Regions from separate parts of the Homo sapiens genome. Here region 2 is linked to region 1. A link is a loop called in an ENCODE intact Hi-C map of the cell type or tissue named here. Cell type or tissue: B cell. All regions are shown on one strand. Region 1 overlaps UNC13A (unc-13 homolog A). Region 2 overlaps FCHO1 (FCH and mu domain containing endocytic adaptor 1).

Evidence for each region. Hi-C counts contacts between places; a loop is a spot of excess contacts. Peaks named below come from ENCODE experiments on the same cell type or tissue, not always from the same donor. Only the 100,000 strongest peaks of a DNase experiment are listed, where the experiment ranks them.
Region 2: a loop joins it to region 1, with 2.4 times the contacts of the local background. A loop is called at or near these places in 20 of 110 quality-filtered maps.

The regions. Positions count from the first base shown.
Region 1 is chr19:17,605,153-17,607,652 of GRCh38, forward strand. UNC13A (unc-13 homolog A) reads right to left here. Exons shown (of 44, transcript NM_001080421.3): 44 at 1-1,202. The coding sequence ends at 902. Among named protein-coding and RNA genes, the nearest start is that of COLGALT1, 51 kb to the left of the region's middle. RefSeq lists enhancers at 1-669, 670-1,574 and silencers at 659-918, 1,289-1,508. In B cell, CTCF peaks have their summits at 1,058 (motif pointing right) and 1,267; a DNase peak (open chromatin) is centred at 1,179; H3K4me3 peaks cover 1,225 bases; H3K27ac peaks cover 492 bases; H3K27me3 peaks cover 277 bases.
Region 2 is chr19:17,753,922-17,756,421 of GRCh38, forward strand. It overlaps FCHO1 (FCH and mu domain containing endocytic adaptor 1), which reads left to right. Exons shown (of 29, transcript NM_015122.3): 2 at 396-440; 3 at 671-760; 4 at 1,197-1,270. The coding sequence starts at 1,244. Among named protein-coding and RNA genes, the nearest start is that of FCHO1, 3.7 kb to the left of the region's middle. RefSeq lists enhancers at 1-234, 235-754, 2,326-2,500. In B cell, CTCF peaks have their summits at 949, 1,148 and 1,350; DNase peaks (open chromatin) are centred at 1,100 and 2,190; H3K4me3 peaks cover 1,374 bases; H3K27ac peaks cover 2,127 bases.

The DNA of each region.
Region 1 (2,500 bases):
TAGCAGCAATAGGGAGCTGTGTCAGGTCATCCCGATCTCAGCCCACCCTTCCATGGGGCACACAGGCCTAAGGGAGGGGCACAGAGGGTATGGCACCTGGAACCTTGGCCAAGTCTCAAGCAGCTCTTTAAGCCTCAGTTTTGCCATCTGTCAAATGGGTGTGTTGAACTCTATGATATGAGGACTGGGTTTGTTGGGGGAGAGGGAGAGGCAAACTCCCAAAGGGAAGTAGGGGCAGCGTGGGGAACCAGAGCCGTCCCCTCGGCCCCCAGGGTTTGGGCGCCCAAGGGCGCATGTGCTTTTGAAATCCCATCCTCCCCCCTCCCCCCATTTATTTTTTGCACAAATATCTAAAGGGACTCCGGTATTCCGGGGCCCTCCAACCAGCATCCTGGTCCCTCCAGTCCCCAGGCCACCTAGAGGGGCGCTCCAGAGAGCCCTACCCCTTGCCCAGGGCCCCCCCTCGAGGGAGCTGAGATTTCCATACTTGGCAATTGGTCTGGGGTCCCAGGGGTCTGGGTCCCATCTTATGGCTTTTCCAGGGGACATGAGGTGGTGCCTCCCGGTACCAGAGCCCCGGGATGTGGCCTCCTCCATAGGGACGAGGTTTCCCCCATCCCAGCTCAAAATGCCCCCTAGGTGCTGGGGGCGTGGCCTCAAGTTGGGGATGTGGCTCCTTCCTTCGTCGCGCCCTTGGGCGTGGCCTCCCGAGAGGGCGGGGCATCCTCCATTCCTAATTCCCCAAAAGGGAAAGCTGAGTCAAGGGCGTAGGCGCAGCCCACCCTTGGCGTGGAGCCCCCCGAGCCCCGCCCCTGGGGAGGTCCCACCAAGGCGCAAGCCCCGTCCCTCCCCGCCCAGCGCCCTCCGCGCAGGCGCAGTGCCGCTCGGCCGACCGCCCGCGCTAAGGCGCAGGCGCGGCACCGCCCTCCTCGGCGGAGCGCGTGTCCGACTTGAGCTTCACGAACTCCTTGGCCACCTCGTCGTTGCTGCGCTGCGAGAGGATTCGCAGCACCGTGAGGCCCGTGTCGTCCATGTGGATGCGGCGGCCGAGCGGCAGCCAGCAGGCGGCGCTCCCGCGCTGGGCCAGCTCACGCAGCTGCAGCACGGCCAGCCCCACCGTGCGGTCCTCGCGCGCGAAGCAGTAGTCCTTGACGCACACCTGCAGCTCATAGCACTCGGGACCCGCGTCGGCGCTCAGCGTGCTGCGTGGGGAGGGGCGGAACGTGAGACAGGCCACACCTACTGTGATGCCCCGCCCACGGCCCCGTCCCCACCGCATTTGCGGGCCACGCCCACACCGGGGTGCCCACACCTGTCACCTCCCACGCTACGCTAGCCCCGCCCCTGCCCCGTTACTTGACCTACAACCCTGTGCTTGGCCGCGCCCACAGCAGCTGACCCCGAGCTGGGCCACGCCCACGCCTGTTCTTCCCATTTTTCCACCCACCGAAAAATGACCGCATAGTTTTACATCCAGCTCCCGCCCCTCAGACACCGCCCTGCAAGGCCATGCTCCCACCCTGAGATACCCGCGCCTGTGCCCTCTGCCGGCTGAACTGCTGCCCGCACGGCCCTGCCCCTAATGTCCCACCCAGAAGCTCTTTAACCAGGCTCTCCTCTAGACCCACGACGTGGCCCTTTCCCCAGCCCCCCACACCCCCAGCCCACCCCTCTTACTTCCAAGATGCCCTCCAGACATGAGCCTGCCCTGGTGCCTCACCATGGGTGACACCGCCTCCCGCATGCCCCTCACCTGTGCTCCTGCCCCTAAGCAGTCCCAGTGACCTGCCCTGACGCCAGCTGGATAAGAGCCCCTCCTACAGGGTCACGCCCAGCTTCTCCCTCTTGTCCACCTCCCAGGTTGTACCTCTATCCCTGAAGTACTCCGGCCCACCCTGGCTGACATCTGACCTCCCACTAGACCATGCTTCTCCTCCTGAGTATCCCCTAAAGGGGCCAATCGCCCCAAAACCTTCTGACCAAGAGCCCTGTGCTGACACGACATGGAACTGGCTTCAATCTTGTCCCATAAGAGCTCCCAGGCCCCCTAGATAATACCAGCTAACCAGCTCTGATTTACCCTTACCCCTGTGCATTTTTATTTATTTTTATTTATTTTTATTTTTTGAGTGGGCATCTCCCTCTGTCACCCAGGCTGGAGTGCAGTGGCACAATCGCGGCTCACTGCAACCTCTGTCTCCCGGGTTCAAACGATTCTTCTGCCTCAGCCTCCCTAGTAGCTGGGATTACAGGCATGCACCACCACACCGGGCTGATTTTTTGTGTTTTTAGTACAGATGGGGGTGGCGGGGGGGGGGGTCTCACCATGTTGGCCACGCTGGTCTCGAACTCCTAACCTCAGGTGATCCACTGCCTTGGCCTCCCAAAGTGTTGGAATTACAAGCGTCAGCCACCGCGCCTGGCCCATAGTTTTTTGTTTTTTTAAAGACAGGGTCTCGCTATGTCGGTCACCCAGGCTGGAGTGCAGTGGCACAATCAT
Region 2 (2,500 bases), 150 kb after region 1:
CCCCCAAAGTGCTGGGATTACAGGCGTGAGCCACCACTTCTAGCCTAAACTAACTTTCAAGATTAGGTAAACTGAGGCACAGAGAGGGGCAGCCTTGCCCAAGGTCTTGCTCAGTCCTTTCCTGGGGAGGCCCCGGGAGCTTCCCCATCCTGTGGTCACGGGTCCCTGTCACTCCTGCCACTGTTCCTACGAGGCTCCCAGCTGCTACCGAGCTGCCTGTGGGGTCATGAATTATGCATGAGGCCTGCAGGCTCCAGTGACAAGCCTGGCCTCTAGAACATGCCAAGGACACTGCCTGTCCGTCCCCTGCCGGGCGGCCTGACCCAGCCTCTTGTGCAGAGACACCTGGGGCTCCCCGGCAAGATCCCTTCTAAGCATTCCTTCTTATTTTGCAGATGGGGAAACTGAGGCACGGAGCTGGACAGTGACTCAGACACCAGGTGAACACTGGCTTTTGAGGGCAGGGTTGGGACTCGTGGGGGCAGCAATGCCAGCTGGGTCATCACAGTGAGGAGTGAGCTCTGACTCCCAGGAGGGTACATAAGGTGAGGACTGTCCTAGAGGAATCAGAAGATCCCAGGGGACCCTCAGGGATACTTCAGGGACCCCAACCCCCATGTGGCTGATCACAGCCCCTGCATCTATTTCTCTTCAAACCCTTTTCCTGCAGGAGCTGCCTGGAGTGGAGCTGAGAGCTCAGGTCTGGGCTCAGCCAGTCCAGAGTGCAAATCTACTGTCCCTTCCTAGCTGTGTGATCTTGGCAAGTGACTTCCCCTCTGGGGGAGGGGAGGGCTCAGTTTTCCCATCTGTGAAGTGGATCAGAGCTTTCCTGTCAAGGTTAGGGGTCATCCAGCACTGCTCCTACCCACTGCTATGAACTCTTATACATGCCTAAAAACCCCACATTCCATGCCCCCTCCTCCAATCTAGACTCCCTCAGCTCTTGTCCCTCCACCTAGTCCAGTTCTGACTCTGTGGAATTGGGGGCATCTGTGTCTTGTTCTGTCCCCCTCTACTGGAGCTACTTGGGACCAGCACTGGGGCTGAATTATCTCAGGGGTCCTGGCATGCTCTTAGCATTGGAGCTTTCAGTTCCTCCTTCATCCTTTCTCTCCTTCCTCTACAGGGAGGGACTTTCCCCCCACCAAGCCCACACTGGCAATGACTCTGTAGCTCAAACTTGCCTCTCTCTTCAGACAGGCACTGGACGGGGCCTGCAGGGGTCTCCACAGAGACCATCAGGATGTCGTATTTTGGGGAGCATTTTTGGGTAAGACCCACTCTTATTTAGGCGGGGGATGCTGGCAGGGCTGTGGGGACTTTTATGGAGATGGGAGGACTGGGTGAGTTGCGGTTACAGCCTTGGACAGGTAGAGGATCTGCAAGGGATGGAAGTTAAAGTGGGAAGAGTCAGGCTGGGTTTGAATCCACACCCACCCCAGACCTCACAGGCCTTACAACCTTGGGCAAGTCATAGCTTGTGTCATAGGGAGACCAAGGGCCAGAGTGGGAACGTCTAGGCAACCTGAAGTTGCCCCATGAAAAAGTGCAGAGTCAGTGCTCAAACCCAGGGCCAAACTGAACTTCCAGGACCCAGGGTCATTCCAGCCAGGGAACTTCCACCCCCTTCCCATCCTGGAGAATTGGGGGGTTTTCCTGACCTGGCGTCTCATGGCCTGTGCACCCCTCCACTGTCCAGGCTGGAGATCACCTCCTGTAGCCCAAGGGCTGCTGAGTGAGACAGAGTTGTTTTTATTCATTCATTTCCTCTCTCCCTGCCACTGTGACCTCATCCCCAGCCAGCCCTAGGAGATGCTGGGGTCTCCAAGAGAATCCATCCCAGCCCCAGCCCCAAGGGAGGAGTCCCCAGTCTGGGGGACCCAGAGCCAGCTTAGACACCTTCAGCCCTGCAGGACCAGGGCTGAACCCAGCCTTGGGGGTCCTAGAGTAGGAACCAGGACACAGAATCGTGTTTGCTGTGAGAAAGCCTGGGCAAAAGACCAGAGATGTGACATTGAGTGGCAAGTTCAGGGAACAGGGACTCCTCCTGCAGAGCCAGGCTAACAGGGTGCCACAGAGGATGGGTGAACAGGGGAGGGCCCAGGAGTCAGGGAAGGACCAGGTCAGAAAGCCCCTTCCCCAGTTGCAGGCCCTGAGCTTGCAGTGAGGAAGCCTGTTGCTAGGCGACTGGTTGCCCCTGGCAACAAGCCCCACTCCTGCCCTTGCTCCCTCCCCAGCTGGGGCTCCTCTTGAAAGCACTTGCTTTCTTAAAGGGGCCGCACTCCCTTGCCACCTGCAGGGGTGTGACCTCCGCCCTCTCTCCAAAGGTCAGACTCCCCGATTTGCCCCTGAAAGGCTGTGTGACTCCAGTGAGGGGCTACCCCTTTCTGAGCTCCTTTTAGTACTGCCGTGTAATGGAGGTGACCATTTGAGGATCAAAAGTCACCTGCATTTTGGAACCCCGACAGTGGCACCTACATTTATTTTAAATCCTTTTTAA